Regions from separate parts of the Homo sapiens genome. Here regions 1, 2, 3 and 4 are each linked to region 5. The links are chromatin contacts, found by Hi-C or POLR2A ChIA-PET in ENCODE. All regions are on one chromosome and are shown on one strand. The core of a region is the stretch at or near the end of the contact, and the rest is flanking DNA. Distances in the headings are between cores, read along the strand shown.

Region 1 (2,700 bases), core at 1-2,500, 550 kb after region 5:
AAATGACAATGCTGCCTATAAGCCCAGCCCGGCCCATGGCAGGAGGAGCGGCAGCCCGGAAGCCTCACCTCCTCTGCTTAGCGGCCTGCTGCCCACAGCACAAGGCCCCGACTTCTCAGTCTGACTGGCAAGGCCTTTTCCACCAGGCCCACAGCTTGGTCCCAGGCGGGGGCTCAGCCCTTCCCTCGGGCCTGTGTGAATACTCCTCTCCCCTCCCGGCTCCACCTTTCCAGCTGGCCTGTCAGGAGGCCCCTATCCTGATGTCCCCAGCTCTCATCGAGTACCCCCTGCAGGAATCCACTGATTTCTCGCCTAACACCACCTGTGGTTTTATCTGGCTCCCCAGCCAGAGAGTACACTTCCCGGCGGTGGCCGAGCCTCCCCCGGGAAGACCTGCTGGATCTCCGCCTTCCCTCAGCGTGTCCCTTCCGCTCCTGGGAGCGCGCAGGTGCTCAGAGGTAGCTTGTGGGCCCAGGGAGCAGGAAAACACATATACAAACCCGCCCGCTGACCAGAAATGGGGGGAAAGAGGGAGGATGGGTGTATCTGTTCTGTGCCCTGGCCAATGACATGGCCTTCTGATCGGGGAGCGGATTGGGGAGGGAGAGTGGGCCCTCTCCTTGGCGGGAAGGGAGAGAGCTTCAGGAATTTCCTGGAGCCGCCTCGCGCTTCTCCAGCTCGTGGGGGACAGGCAGAAAATATTCAGATGCCCCCTTCCTGGCACCTGCTCTGGAGCCAGGCTGGGAGGAATGGAAAACCCCTGCGGCCTCCCTAACAGGTGCAGAGGGAAAGGGCCCCGACGGTGACGGATGGGAGTGTGCGCCGGCCAGGGCCTCAGGCCTTTGGAGGTATGGAGTTCCCGGGGGTGAAGAGAGGGATGAGGCCAGACTCTGGCTTGGAGTCGAGAGAAAGGGGTAGCGGCGCGGCCACCGATTCCAGGTAGGGCACTGCGGAAGCCCCACCCGGCACACGACTAGCGCACGGACGCGCATGCGTCCCGCCCGCCCAGGTGCGCACGCGCAGGAGCCGCGGCGCGACGGTCCACAAAGGCTCAGAAGGCCAGAAAACCCGGTACCACCAACCCTGGTGCAGCGGCATCTCCTACCTGATGCCGCCCGGCCCCGGCTGCGAGTCAGGAAGAGGATAAAGCCGACTAGCAGAGCCGCCGCTACCAAGTACCACACAGGCGCCACCATGACGAGGGCCTCAGTGCAGAACCACTGCGTCCACCCTGAGGCCGGGATCTCATAGGCCCCGCCCCTATTTCCCAATCTAGACTCCGCCCACTACTCGGAGCCCCGCCCAGCGGCACATCACAGAGAGGCTTTAATGTCAGACATTAAAATGAGTTTGGGGGGTGTAAAGAAACCCACAATGTTAAGAGGAAATTATAGCAGACGGTATGTCCAGTAGAAAACATCTATGTATGTTTTTTTTTTTTGAGACGGAGTCTCTGTCGCACAGGCTGGAGTGCGGTGGTGCGATCTCGGCTCACTGCAACCTCCACCTCCCAGGTTCAAGCGATTCTCCTGCCTCAGACTCCCGAGTAGCTGGGATTACAGGCGCCCGCCACCACGCCCGGCTAATTTTTGTATTTTTAGTAGAGATGGGGGTTTCACCGTGTTGGCCAGGCTGGTCTCGAACTCCTGACCTTGTGATCCACCCACCTTGGCCTCCCAAAGTGCTGGGATTACAGGCGTGAGCCACCGCGCCCGGACTATATATGTTTTAAAAATCACTAAACAATCCCACATAGTGTTTATGGAAACAACCGTGGAAAAAGTACGAAAAGAGGCTTGGGACTGATGCACACCAACTTCAGGATAGCGATTACCTCTAGGAGGAGGGAAGCGGGTTGGGGTTTTGCTGTATCTGTGACACTGAATTTCTTTCTTTCTTTCTTTCTTTTGAGGGGAAGGGGAGGGGAGGGGAGGGCAGTACTGGAATTTATTAAGCTTTTTGTATACATGATAACAGAAGTAAAGATTTATTTCAGGAGCCAGGCACAGAGGCTCGTCTGTTAACCCAATACTTTGGGAAGTCTAGGTAGAGGTGAGCCTAGGAGTTCAAGACCAGCCTGGGCAACATGATGAAACCCTGTCTCTACAAAATACAAAAATTAGCCAGGTGTGGTGGCATGCACCTGTGATTCCAGGTACTTGGGAAGATGAGGTGGGAAGATCACCTGAGCCCAGGGAGGTCGAGGCTGCAGTGAGCCATGATCATGCCAGTGCACTCCAGCCTGGGTGATAGAGTGAGACCCTGTCTCAGAAAATAAAAATAAATAAAAATAAATTCAGGACCAATGAACAATGGTGAGAAAGGGATTTGAAAAAATACGGGCCAGATGAGGTGGCTCTCCCCTGTAATCCTAGCACTTTGGGAGGCCGAGGTGGGCGGATCACTTCAGGTCAAGTGTTCAAAACCAGCCTAGCTGACGTGATGAAATCCTGTCTCTACTAAAAATACAAACAATGAGTGGGGCGTGGTGGCACATGCCTGTAATCCCAGCTACTCGGGAGGCTGAGGCAGGAGAATCACTTGAACCCAGGGGGCGGACGTTGCAGTGAGCCAAGATTGCACCACTGCACACCAGCCTGAGCGACAGAGCAAGACTCTGTCTCAAAAAAAAAAAAAAAAGAAAGAAAGAAAGAAAAAGAAAAAGAAAAAATATGGGCTGGGCGAGGTGGCTCACACCTG
Region 2 (2,700 bases), core at 67-2,566, 760 kb after region 5:
GGGAACAATATATTTGCTTTGCTATGTGGCTAGAATAAGAAAAAGCAAACAACAACAAAACCCTCTCCTGTTTTAATGACAGTTTAGCAGTACCAAAGCTCATCGCTCGCATTCCCCCTCTCCCTCTCCTTCTCAAAGGTCTCTGCTGCAACCCCTCCATCATTCCAACCTCCACACTGCGCCGGCGCCCCACACCAGCTCCATCACAAACAATGCCCAGACCAACAAGATCAGCACCAAACGCATAGGGCACAGAAATCGGAAACGGATCTTCCTATATCTAAAGGGGGCGGGGAACGCTCCCCACGATCACCCCCTCCCCATACTGAGGTAGCTTGGGACTGTGTCTCTACGGTAAGGGGCCTGGCGTCCGCCGCTTTCGGAGGTTCTAGGCCTCTTTCCCCTATTTATCCAGTTTTTCCTCCTGCGTCCCTAATACCTCTACTTCCTCCCAACCCGAGCTCCCTATTGTGGAGTGAGGGGGCGTCGCGATGCAGGCTGAGGCAGGGGGAGCTGGGGAAACGCGCGACAGGGGAGATGCTGTCATTATGTACGTAGGGGGCGGGGGACACTCTTTAAGGAAGCCGTTGTCAAGGGCAAAGGCTCTAGAGACCCACGGGAGGGGGCTTTCTAGGTAATCCATTTGGGGGTTCTACACGAGGGAGCTATTGTGTGTGTGGAGGTGTGAGGTCTGTAGAGTAGCAGTTTCTGAGGGAAACATTCCCTGGGGAAGGCGAGTGAGTTATTCATAGGGAAGCCTCTGTGGGGTTCTGTGTAGAAGAATCCTTCCTGGGAGAAACGTTCTATGGGGGTGAGGACGTCATAACAGTGTCTTCACAGGGAATCGCTGTCCCTAGGGAAGCCATTGTGGGGAAACCGTTGCAGGGTTGTCTGTGGGGGAGCCATTGTGGGGAAACCGTTGCGGGGTTGTCCAAAGGGGAGCCATTGTGGGGCCTCTACAGAGGGCGCCGTTCCTGGGAAAAATTCCTCCCTGAGCCGTTCAGCAAAGAACCGTCCCGAGGAAGCCATGTCGGACCACGCCCTGCGGCGGGAGGCGTCGCCGGACCCCGACAGCCCGCATCCCCCGCCCGGCCGCCCCTCGGCTGCCTCTGCCCCGCGTACCTGACGGAGGGTGACCCGCGGCTGGAGCCGCCAGGGGACCGAGCGCGGGGCAGCCCCTGCCGGCGCGGGGGGTACACGTCCATGGCGGCGGACGACTGGCGGCGGAGGAGGACGGTGCAGCTGCGAGGGTCTCAGTTGCCCGCAGGGCGGCTCCACGCTAGCTGCGGCCGGGCGGGGCGGCAGGGCGTGCCGGGTGGGAGGGGGCGCGGCGCGCGGGCCCGGCGGGGGCGGGGGCGGGGGCGTGGAGGGGGCGCGCGCACCGAGAGCGGATGGGGGCGTTGGGAGCGGCTGGAGTTGGGGGTCGGCGCACGGCCACAGGGACCCCACTTCTTAAGCTGCGAGGCCGCCGGACCGGATGTTGGGAGCGCGTGTCCGCAGGGTGAGGGTTGCCACAGCGCCGCCCGGCCTCGTCCTCAAGCCCGGCATCATAGAGCGGGGCTCTGCGCGGCGCCCCCCGGCCACGCACACGGACGCGCCCGGGGGCGGAGCCTCTCCCAGCCCGGCCCCGCCCCTCCGCCTCTGCCCGCCCCGCCCCGCCCGACCAGCCCCGGCCTCCAGCGAAGTCTTCCGCTCCGGCGTCAGGATCCAGCGCACCTCCCCAGTACCCAGCGCACCTCCCCAGTACCCGGCTCGCTTCCCTGTTCTCCGGAACGGTGTCTTCCCGCTTCCTGGTCATCAATTCCGCACCCACCCTTCAAACATCCAATAGATTCCTAGCCGGCCTCGGGTTAGCGCAGCAGTGCGCACCCAGCCCTGCGCAGGGCATGAGCGTTAGAGGCGCACAGGATCCCAGAAGACCCCTAACCTTTACTGTTAAGATCCTAGCTCTACCGGTTTCTGCAGGGACATGTACAAGAAACTTGGGAAATACTGCACTGATAGTTGCCAGGAGTCCTGTATATACAGGACGTATTTAATGATTATTGGCCTGCGTCCTTCGTTGACCTCGTCGGAATGCCTTAAATGTCCTGTATTCATCTTTTTACACTAAATTGCAATAATTAGAGCTATTTTTCTCCCACAGTAATTGGTGCTAGATCACTTAAATTACAACACTGGCTGAAAATCCTTCCTACACTAATGAAGATTTGGACAATCCCTATGGTGTCTCCTTCAGGTTTGGCTGAGGGAAGACCAGAAGGGAGTAGGAATTTAAAGTGCTCGTCTTTCATATTCAAGAAAGGAAAATACTTTTTTAGCTCAAGTCCGGAGTCGTGAACAAATAACCACCATTATTTAGAGATAACTTCTCGTCGGTGCAGCAGCTCTGAAAATCAGCCAATCAGCGATAGCCTCACTCCGGTAACTATGCTTCTTAGTAAATCAATGACAACCCCACGCTTCTGAAAGTCAGCCAATCAGTGACCGCTCTAAGCCTCCGACAATAGCCAATCAACAAGTGCCTGACACCAGCGACCAGGCTTCCGAAAGTCAGTGGGTACTCAGCTGCCGCACTCCACTTCTGATTCGGAAAGACAGCCAATCCCTGAAGGCGAATATTTCCAAAACCATTTTTTTTTCTTTCCCAGACTGAGTCTCATTCTGTCGCCCAGGCTGGAGTGCAGTGGCGCGATCTCG
Region 3 (2,700 bases), core at 60-2,559, 520 kb after region 5:
CAGCTCCAAGTGTAAATCCCAGCTTGACTGATTAGGGGTGCAACCTCATGCAGGTTATTTCACCTCGGGTTCTCACACCTACATTGCAGGCATTTTAAGAAGTAAATGTATGATGGGTGAAATGCCTGGTATTCCTCTTGGTCCCCAGAACCAGAGCAGAGCTTGCAGCAGGGTCCCCAAGGACTCTCCTGATGCCCCTCCTCTATCTACCCTGACCTGAGCCCCTCTCTACTTCACACACAAGCTCTTGCCAGCTCTCTGTGCCCATCCTACATGCTTCTAGACCAGTTCAAAGGCTGGCCTCAGGACAGCATCCCTGATCTCCACCCCCCAGAGGGGGCATCTTGGAGCACTTGGCTGAGGACACCCCAGGGAGATTTCACTCTGAGGCCTCCCCAGGGCTGGCCTATAGGTTTCCCAGGAGCACAGAGGGCAGAGTCCTGGGGGTCTCTGGGCCCTGCACCAAGGAAATGCAGGGCAAATGCCTGTGGGAATGCTAGTTATGGGCAATGCAAAGAGGCAGTGAATCCGGGCAGGGAGAGCAGGAGGGGTTTCCAGGAAGCAGGACTGAGGGAGGAAAGGGATCTGGGGGCACTGCAGGGCTTTTGGGGTGCAGAGATATCCAGAACTTCTTGGTTGGGATGAGTGAGGGGAGATCCGTCTTCCCTCGGTGGCCTAAGCACTGGCAGCGGAATGGGCCCATCACCTAGCTACTGGCTCTGATGAAGCCAGTGTTTCAGGACTGAGGGGGCCGAGAGCGCCCCCTCCACCCCGAGCACACACACGCGCGCACACACGAGCTTCTGCTGGGGGTGGGAGGGGGGGTCGCCATTCACCAGCAGCCCACGGCCCGCAGAGCCAACTGATAGAGACCCCAGCCACAGGCCACAGGACCTGGGAGTCCCTGCGATGGGGGAAACCCCGCCCGCACCTCCCCAGGCTCCCCACCAACGCGTGTGGCCCCGGGGGGCGGGGCGCAGAGGGAAGAGGTGACATAATCCGAGCCGCACCCCCTCTGGCCGCCACCTCCCCCCAGGCCGGGCGAAGCATCCATGACATCATCCGCCTCCTCTCCGCTCCCCTCCCCCTTGGGACCCTAGCAGCGGGACGCGCCCCCTACCCAGTCCGGGTCAGGTCAGACATGCCGCGCAGTGCAGCAGGCACGGCGGCAGGTCGGAGCCGGGAGGGATGCCACGATGGGCCTGCCTCACTTACTCGCTGCCTCAGGGTCCGGCGCGGGGTCTCCGACACGGGCGCCACCGGCCCCGCTTGCTGGCGCAGCCCGAAGCACGCCCGGCGGGGCGCGCTGCGCGGGCCCGGCTCCGCTCCGCGCCCCTCCTGCTCCCCGCCCGAGCCCCGCCCACCAGCGGCTGCGGCAAACGCGAGCCCGCCCTCCGGCCACGCCCCCCAGGGCAGCCAATGCCCGGGCTGGGGCGGGGTGAGGCGCCTTAACCCCTTCGTCGCTGCGCCCCGCCCGCGCGTGGGACCCCTCAGCCTCACCCTCTCTAGGGCGCAGCAAGTCCGCCGCGAGCCCCTCTGCTCATCGCTCGTTACCCCCCAGGCCCTTGGGCTTGGGCTCAGGCCCAGTCGTTCCTCTGCAACAAATCCAATGGAACCGCGCCCTCCCTGAATCCCACGTCTAGGAAGAGGAGGAGGAGCCCCTCTTGCTTGGGGGAAGGGGCTCCCGACTCGGAGCCCCGAGCCCCATTCCTCTCCCGCGCCAGCTCTTCGGGACGCGGCCTCCCAGCGGACGCCCTGAGACCTTGCAAGTCCGCTAGGGAGGGGTCGGGACGAGCCGTCGCGGGTGGATCCGCCCGGCCGAGCAACGACCCGCCCGGGCGCGAGGACCACGGGCTGTCGTGCGGGAGGCGTCGAGGGGCAGTAAACTCCGTTCGTGACCAAACGGAGACGATTTGAAACTTGCTGCTCACACTGGATCACCGTCTGGAAGGTGCGACGGGGAAAAAATACACATTACACTCCAGCAGGATTGAACGCTTTCACCCTGTGCCCCGCGCCTGGCGTAACGCGTGGCCCCAGACCACACGCTGTAACCCGGGGTGAGAGGGAGTGAGGTGGGACTTCGTACCGGACCCGGAGCGCCGGCCTCGCCCGCGCGGGCAGCGTTCACTGTGGGGAGTGCTCACTCAGCCTAGGGCGGCCCGGGAGGACTGCCGGGAGGAGGGAGTCGGCCTTGAATTGAGGCCTCAGCCTTGAATAGGGTAGGGAGGCAAGCCTAGCCGAGAGTTTAGCACTAGCAAAAGCCTGGAGGCACCAGGGTCTGCCCTAAGAACTGCAGCGCCTCTGCTCTGGCTGGGATTTAACGCATTACGTCTCTGCTGTTTATAGGTGTTGTGTTTGGTCTTACGACTTCGTATTCTATAGTTTTTATTTATTCCTGTTTTCTGAATTTTCCCACATTTGCTTTTATCTTCTATCGTGATTTTCAAGGCAGAAAGTATTTTTAATTCTTCTCGCGGCTGCCTTTAGATTTATCAAATGAAAATAGTTTACATTTCACACATTAGTAAAGTCAGTGACAAATAATTCGTTTTTATATTCCCCCATGAGAAATTTTGTGTGCTTTTCTGCCTCCTACCTGCCGCCCTCACTACTTATATTTGTCCACTTAATCAGGACGACAGACCTAACTTTTGTTTACACTTTTTTTTTAAGCCACAACATTCTTTTTCAATCCTT
Region 4 (2,700 bases), core at 54-2,553, 820 kb after region 5:
TAATTTTTGTATTTTTTGTAGAGACAGGGTTTCACCACGTCGATCAGGGTGGTCTCGAACTTCTGACCTCGTGATCTGCCCGCCTCGGCCTCCCAAGGTGCTGGGATTACAGACGTGAGCCACCGTGCCCGGCCAAGGCTGCCAGGTCTTTTTTAAGCTCAGAGCTAGAAACAAGACATTGCTACTCCTACCAACTTCTTCTATTGGTGAAATTGAGTCATGGTTTCTCATGGTCTCAATCATGACCCAGCCCAGATTCCAGGGTCAAGGACCATAAAAGGCTACATTGATGGAAGACATGTCTCATTGAGGGACACCAGAGTAACAACTACCAGACAAGAAGGGGCAGGTCTGTGTGAGCGCCATTTCCTAATTCTATATTGCCCACTCTTCAGAGAAGATGGTTGGAGGGCAAATTGTGGGGAGCAAGGTAACTCCAAACTTTTACAGAATTAAAGGTAGGGGGTCTGGTCAGCTACAGTCCATCTGTTATCAAGAGGCCTGGCTGTGTGTCTTCATTCAGTTTATTAGGCATTTACTGAGCACAGCCTACATGCCAGGTTCTTCATTTTTTGACACAGGGTCTTGTGTTGCCCAGGCTGGAGTGCAGTGCTGCGACTGCGGCTCACTGCAGCCTTGACCTCTCCAGACTCAAGCGATCCTCCTGCCTCAGCCTCTGGAGTAGCTGGGGATACAGGCGCGCACCACCATGCTCGGCTAATTTTTGTATTTTTAGTAGAGACAGTGTCTCACCCTGTTGGCCAGGCTGGTCTCGGATCCCAGAGATCAAGTGATCCGCCTGCCTCAGTTTCCCAAAGTGCTGGGATTACAGGCGTAAGCCTCCGCGCCCGGCCTATGCCAGGTTCTACATGTGTTCTTTCTTGACTCTTGTGTTACAGAGGCTCGAATGAAGCCTGGCTTCTACAGTACCGCACCCAGCACCTCGCTGCGATGCAGCCTCCTGTACCCTTTCCGTCCGGCAGCTGGAGTTAGGGCAGAGTGCCGGGTCTCTAGGAGGGCAACACTCAACGCAGTCGGCTCCTAGGCATCCAGTGGGGCTGCAACCCCGCCGCCGGGGACGAAAGGCGAAGGGGGAAAACTAGAGCTTTCGCCGGCCGGGACAGCGCAGCCGGGTTTCAGCTCGTTCTACGGTCCACGTCAGAAGATCGCCTCCGGCGCCGCGGACGCCGGAGACCACTGTCTGCGCCCCCGCACGCACGCACCCACGTACTCGCGCACGCGCGCGCCGGCCCCGCCCACCGCCCCGCTGTGGCCCCTTTGGACCGCACGAGCCACCGTCCGCACAGCCCCGCCCCGCACGGCCAGGCGAAGCGGAGCCGGCCGTGCGGTGTGTGTGTATGTGTTCGCGGGGCGCCGTCTCAGCCCCGGGAAGATGGTGGCTGCAGCGGCGGCAACTGAGGCAAGGCTGAGGAGGAGGACGGCGGCGACGGCAGCGCTCGCGGGCAGGAGCGGCGGGCCGCACTGGGACTGGGACGTGACCAGGGCTGGGAGGCCGGGGCTGGGGGCCGGGCTGCGCCTCCCGCGGCTGCTGTCTCCACCGCTGCGGCCACGGCTGCTGCTGCTGCTGTTGTTGCTCTCGCCGCCGCTGCTGCTGCTGCTGCTGCCCTGTGAGGCCGAGGCCGCGGCGGCGGCGGCGGCGGTGTCGGGCTCAGCCGCAGCCGAGGCCAAGGAATGTGACCGGCCCTGTGTCAACGGCGGTCGCTGCAACCCTGGCACCGGCCAGTGCGTCTGCCCCGCCGGCTGGGTGGGCGAGCAATGCCAGCACTGCGGGGGCCGCTTCAGGTGAGTGGCGGGTGGTGTCGGAGGGTCGGGTCCAACCAGAGGCTGGGGCTGAGGGGCGTTCGAGACGGCTCCAGGTCAGAGGGAGATGCTGGACAGAAAGTGGAGAGGGTAGGGCCGCCCTATGGGGTTTGAGGGCCATTTGCTTCCGGGGAGATCATCGTCTCTGGCCTGGGGTCTTTCTCTGTTGGAAGGTGAAAAGGTGTGGGGCAAGGGTGGGGGCACCCCGACGGTATTTGGGTGCTTAGGTTAGTTAGATGGGAAGAATGCTGAGGGACCCAAAGAGCATCAAAGCCGATCGCTCTAAAACTCGGCGTGTTTCAGCTAAACGAGGTATCCAAGGAAAGGTGGTCGAGCCAGGTTTGCTTGAACACTTCCTTTTAACATCCACATGTGCCCTAGGACCCGATGAGTTCCCCGATGCACTGGAGATGTGGGGTGCTCTGAAGAAACAGGGCCCTGGAAATGCTTTGTTGGCTGGAGATAAAAGGGAAAGGGTAGCATTGTAAGATATTAGGGATAGAAGGACCAGTGGTCCTTCTAAAGGAAAGTGAGGAAACTAGCCTTTTGGCAAAAGCTCCCTGGAGGTGGCAAATTGGAATAGGGTCTGTGGTGAAGAGGGAATGGAAGGAGATTCCTATTTGCCTTGGTTTCTGGACAATATGAAGTTCTGAATTGGCTTAGTTTGGGGCAGTTCCTCTTGGAGAAATCAATAAATTAATTAGCAGTTATCGTTATTTGCTTCAGTTGTGCAATGATTTTCCAGATAATACAGACAGATTAGCCAGACTTTGGCCTTGTCCACAGGGAGTTTGGAATATAGCAAGAGAAAGATAATGTGCGCACATAACCCTAGTCATAAGGGTTACAGAGTCATTCACGCCTTTGACAGGTATTTAG
Region 5 (2,700 bases), core at 50-2,549:
CATTTTGGAATCGTCTATTTTGATGTATTCACGACGGTTAAAATAATTTAACATGCTAATGTATGGATTAACTTGGCAATTCCATTTTAAAATATTAAATGGAATAACGATTCTGACTCGTAAGTAGACATGTGTAACAGAATTCAACCACATCTGTAAACCATATTGAAATTATGAGAGTAAGATTTACCAACCACATTTAGGTTTGACATATTAGATTTGTGAGTGAACTATGTACTTGGATTTTGTCAAGTAACTCAATCGCTTAACAAAATAACAATTAAATGTATAAATGCAGTTTATAGCTATACATTATTTTTAAAAATCCCCTTCGAATGACTCTTTAAAACATACCAGGGGATACGCTACTTAAGTATAACTAGGTTTTGGATTTATAACGTTAATATTAATTATTAAAGCAAAACTCATTTCTAAAGAGTCGCCTGAGTGCCCAAAAGACGCCCTCAAGGACAGGGAAGCAGCTGCGATTCACTCAGCGATCACCAGCGCCCAGAATTCAGGGCCGCCCAAGCGGAGGAGCAACACGTGGCCCAGCAAAAGGAGCTGGGTCCCGTGCAGCACAGCAACAAGAAACTGGCCTAGGAAGACGCTGGAGCGTCTTTCTTTCGCACGTTACTGCCTGCTACAGTCATTTAAAAAAAAAAAACCAAAAACAAAAAAAAGAAATAAATTAATAGTACGAAGAAAACTGCGCGAGCTACATTCCCAGCAGGGTCTGCGCCAGAGCGCGCCAGGCACCGCTCCCGTTACGGGTGGGAGGAAAGGATGCACCGCCCACCCGGCGCCGGGGAGGCTCGTCCCCGAGTAGGGGACGGGAACGCCTGGGTCCCGGGGACGTGGGGCGCAGGGTCTGGGGCCCGAGGCCACGGACGAAGCGGGAAGCCGGCTAGGCAGCGGTCTCTGTCTGGGATGGACGCCGCGCCCCACGCGGACCTCCCGCCCCGACTTCACCCAGCTCTGCTGCCCGTAACTCATATGACAAGAACATCAGGAACCGGACTATTACCCCGAAAGGGCCTTCCCAAGTCGTTTCGCCGCCTGCAGTGCCCGACCGGGGGCCGCGCGTCCCCGGCAACCACGCCCGCCCGCGCAGCTGCAGAGGCCGGAAAAGGCCCGCTCGCCCGCGCTCGGCACCACCCAGCCCGCGCTCCGGGCGATACCACCCTGGGCGGCCCCTCCAAAGGCCGGAGATGGTGTCGTCCCCGGCCTCCGATTGGTCGGGGGGGCGGGGGCGTGGCCTCTGGAGCCTGGTTCCGCGCGCCGGAGCGCGCTAGCCGCATTGCGAGCCGAACCCGGGAGCTGGCGCCATGGTGAGGAGTGGTTGCGGGGCGCGGGCGACGCGACGGTGGGGGTTTCGGCCTGCGTTCGGGCCGCAGACAGGGCCTGGGCCTGGGCCTGGGCCTGCGCCTGCGCCTGCGCCTGCCCTGGGAACGGGTTCCGGCAGACGCTGAGGTTGCGTTGACGCTCGCGCCCCGGCTCCCGTTCCAGGTGCTGTTGCACGTGCTGTTTGAGCACGCGGTCGGCTACGCGCTGCTGGCGCTGAAGGAAGTGGAGGAGATCAGTCTGCTGCAGCCGCAGGTGGGTGAGATCCGTGGGCTCCTTTGGCGGCCCCGCAGACCCTCATCGCGCGGGTCCCAGCATGCACAGCGCGCTCCCACGTGGCCGGCCGAGCGGTTCGGGGCGGGGGGACGGGCCTGGAAAGCTCTAGATCCGGGGGTCTTTACCTTGACCCATGGGTAGAATCGCTCTAGCAATTAGAAATAAGCCTCCCGGACGCCGCCCCCGAACGATTAAAGCAGAAGCTGGGATGTGGGGCCCAGGTATCAGCATATTTTAAGAGCTTCCAAGGCTGAGAACCGCTGCTTGACTGCGCCGCAGAGGCAGGAGGGAGGGAAGGAAACCACTTAGCCTCTTTCTCCCCCCAGGTGGAGGAGTCTGTGCTCAACCTGGGCAAATTCCACAGCATCGTTCGTCTGGTGGCCTTTTGTCCCTTTGCCTCATCCCAGGTTGCCTTGGAAAATGCCAACGCCGTGTCTGAAGGTAAGTCGGCCACCGCCAAGTGTCACAGAGAGATGTGGTTCCTTTCGGTATCCTCTCGGGCAGCTTGTGATAGTATTTGCCGTCCTTGGCTGGCTCTGAGTCTGATAGGCGTGAGGCAGTATTTGAGCCATACAATGTGTAATTTGAAATAATTGTCTTCACAGAGCTCAAGGTCTGGGAACTGTGCTAGACCAAACTGTTTAAGCAGACGATGTGGAATGTGTGTTAACGTTTCCTTGTGGGCACTGTAGTGACAAACTATTTTTTATTTTTATTTTTTTTGAGATGGAGTCTGTCCCCCAGGCTGGAGTGCAGTGGCAAGATCTGGGCTCACTGCAACCTCTGCCTCCCTGGTTCAGGCGATTCTCCTGCCTCAGCCTCCCGAGTAACTGGGATTACAGGCCTGTGCCAGCCACCACACCCGGCTAATTTTGTATTTTTGGTAGAGACGGGGTTTCACCATGTTGGCCAGGCTAGTCTCCATCTCCTGACCTCGTGATCCGCCCGCCTCGACCTCCCAAGGTGCTGAGGTTGCAGGCGCGAGCGACGGTGCCCGGCCGACAAAGGGGGGTTTCTTAAAGGGGGTCGGCTTAACACCTACTTGTGCCTGAGGTTTTGCCTAAACACAATCAAGTGTCT

What was found. A loop is a pair of places that touch in the nucleus more often than their neighbours do. ChIA-PET counts read pairs that join two places held with the same protein, here RNA polymerase II (POLR2A). Pooled maps may share reads with other maps.
Region 1: a map of OCI-LY7 shows a loop between it and region 5 (4-fold over the local background). The contact joins the promoter of DDRGK1 here to the promoter of NOP56 in region 5. A Hi-C loop is called at or near these places in 1 of 168 maps with a recorded cell type or tissue (OCI-LY7), 2 of 37 single-sample maps with no recorded cell type and 13 of 50 pooled maps. POLR2A ChIA-PET finds 5 or more read pairs at or near these places in 3 of 52 experiments (HepG2 and activated CD4-positive, alpha-beta memory T cell).
Region 2: a map of CD4-positive, alpha-beta T cell shows a loop between it and region 5 (11-fold over the local background). The contact joins the promoter of DNAAF9 here to the promoter of NOP56 in region 5. A Hi-C loop is called at or near these places in 5 of 168 maps with a recorded cell type or tissue (CD4-positive, alpha-beta T cell, CD8-positive, alpha-beta T cell, ascending aorta and 1 more), 1 of 37 single-sample maps with no recorded cell type and 15 of 50 pooled maps. POLR2A ChIA-PET finds 5 or more read pairs at or near these places in 2 of 52 experiments (CD4-positive, alpha-beta T cell and activated CD4-positive, alpha-beta T cell).
Region 3: a pooled map shows a loop between it and region 5 (9-fold over the local background). The contact joins the promoter of LZTS3 here to the promoter of NOP56 in region 5. A Hi-C loop is called at or near these places in 8 of 50 pooled maps. POLR2A ChIA-PET finds 5 or more read pairs at or near these places in 4 of 52 experiments (Caco-2, HEK293T, T-cell and 1 more).
Region 4: a loop to region 5 is called in a pooled map, with 8 times the contacts of the local background. The contact joins the promoter of ATRN here to the promoter of NOP56 in region 5. A Hi-C loop is called at or near these places in 1 of 37 single-sample maps with no recorded cell type and 7 of 50 pooled maps. POLR2A ChIA-PET finds 5 or more read pairs at or near these places in 2 of 52 experiments (GM10248 and MCF 10A).

What each region holds. Positions count from the first base shown.
Region 1 is chr20:3,203,432-3,206,131 of GRCh38, forward strand. It overlaps DDRGK1 (DDRGK domain containing 1), which reads right to left and starts at 1,251. Exons shown (of 9, transcript NM_023935.3): 1 at 1,106-1,251. The coding sequence starts at 1,196. It also overlaps a transcript of ITPA not described here. RefSeq lists an enhancer at 943-1,162.
Region 2 is chr20:3,406,353-3,409,052 of GRCh38, forward strand. DNAAF9 (dynein axonemal assembly factor 9) reads right to left here and starts at 1,317. Exons shown (of 37, transcript NM_001009984.3): 1 at 1,123-1,317. The coding sequence starts at 1,205. RefSeq lists silencers at 981-1,060, 1,121-1,360, 1,401-1,650 and enhancers at 1,641-1,840, 2,217-2,700.
Region 3 is chr20:3,172,240-3,174,939 of GRCh38, forward strand. LZTS3 (leucine zipper tumor suppressor family member 3) reads right to left here and starts at 1,310. Exons shown (of 5, transcript NM_001365618.1): 1 at 1,216-1,310. It overlaps LOC107985414 (a long non-coding RNA gene), which reads left to right and starts at 1,451. Exons shown (of 2, transcript XR_001754477.2): 1 at 1,451-1,951. RefSeq lists a silencer at 1,194-1,533.
Region 4 is chr20:3,469,715-3,472,414 of GRCh38, forward strand. It overlaps ATRN (attractin), which reads left to right and starts at 1,304. Exons shown (of 29, transcript NM_139321.3): 1 at 1,304-1,803. The coding sequence starts at 1,394. RefSeq lists an enhancer at 891-1,030 and a silencer at 1,131-1,690.
Region 5 is chr20:2,651,333-2,654,032 of GRCh38, forward strand. NOP56 (NOP56 ribonucleoprotein) reads left to right here and starts at 1,300. Exons shown (of 12, transcript NM_006392.4): 1 at 1,300-1,331; 2 at 1,510-1,599; 3 at 1,947-2,061. The coding sequence starts at 1,329. It overlaps MIR1292 (microRNA 1292), which reads left to right and starts at 1,445; the gene lies at 1,445-1,510. LOC105372505 (a long non-coding RNA gene) reads right to left here and starts at 1,132. Exons shown (of 5, transcript XR_007067502.1): 1 at 1,028-1,132. RefSeq lists a silencer at 784-1,423 and an enhancer at 1,924-2,013.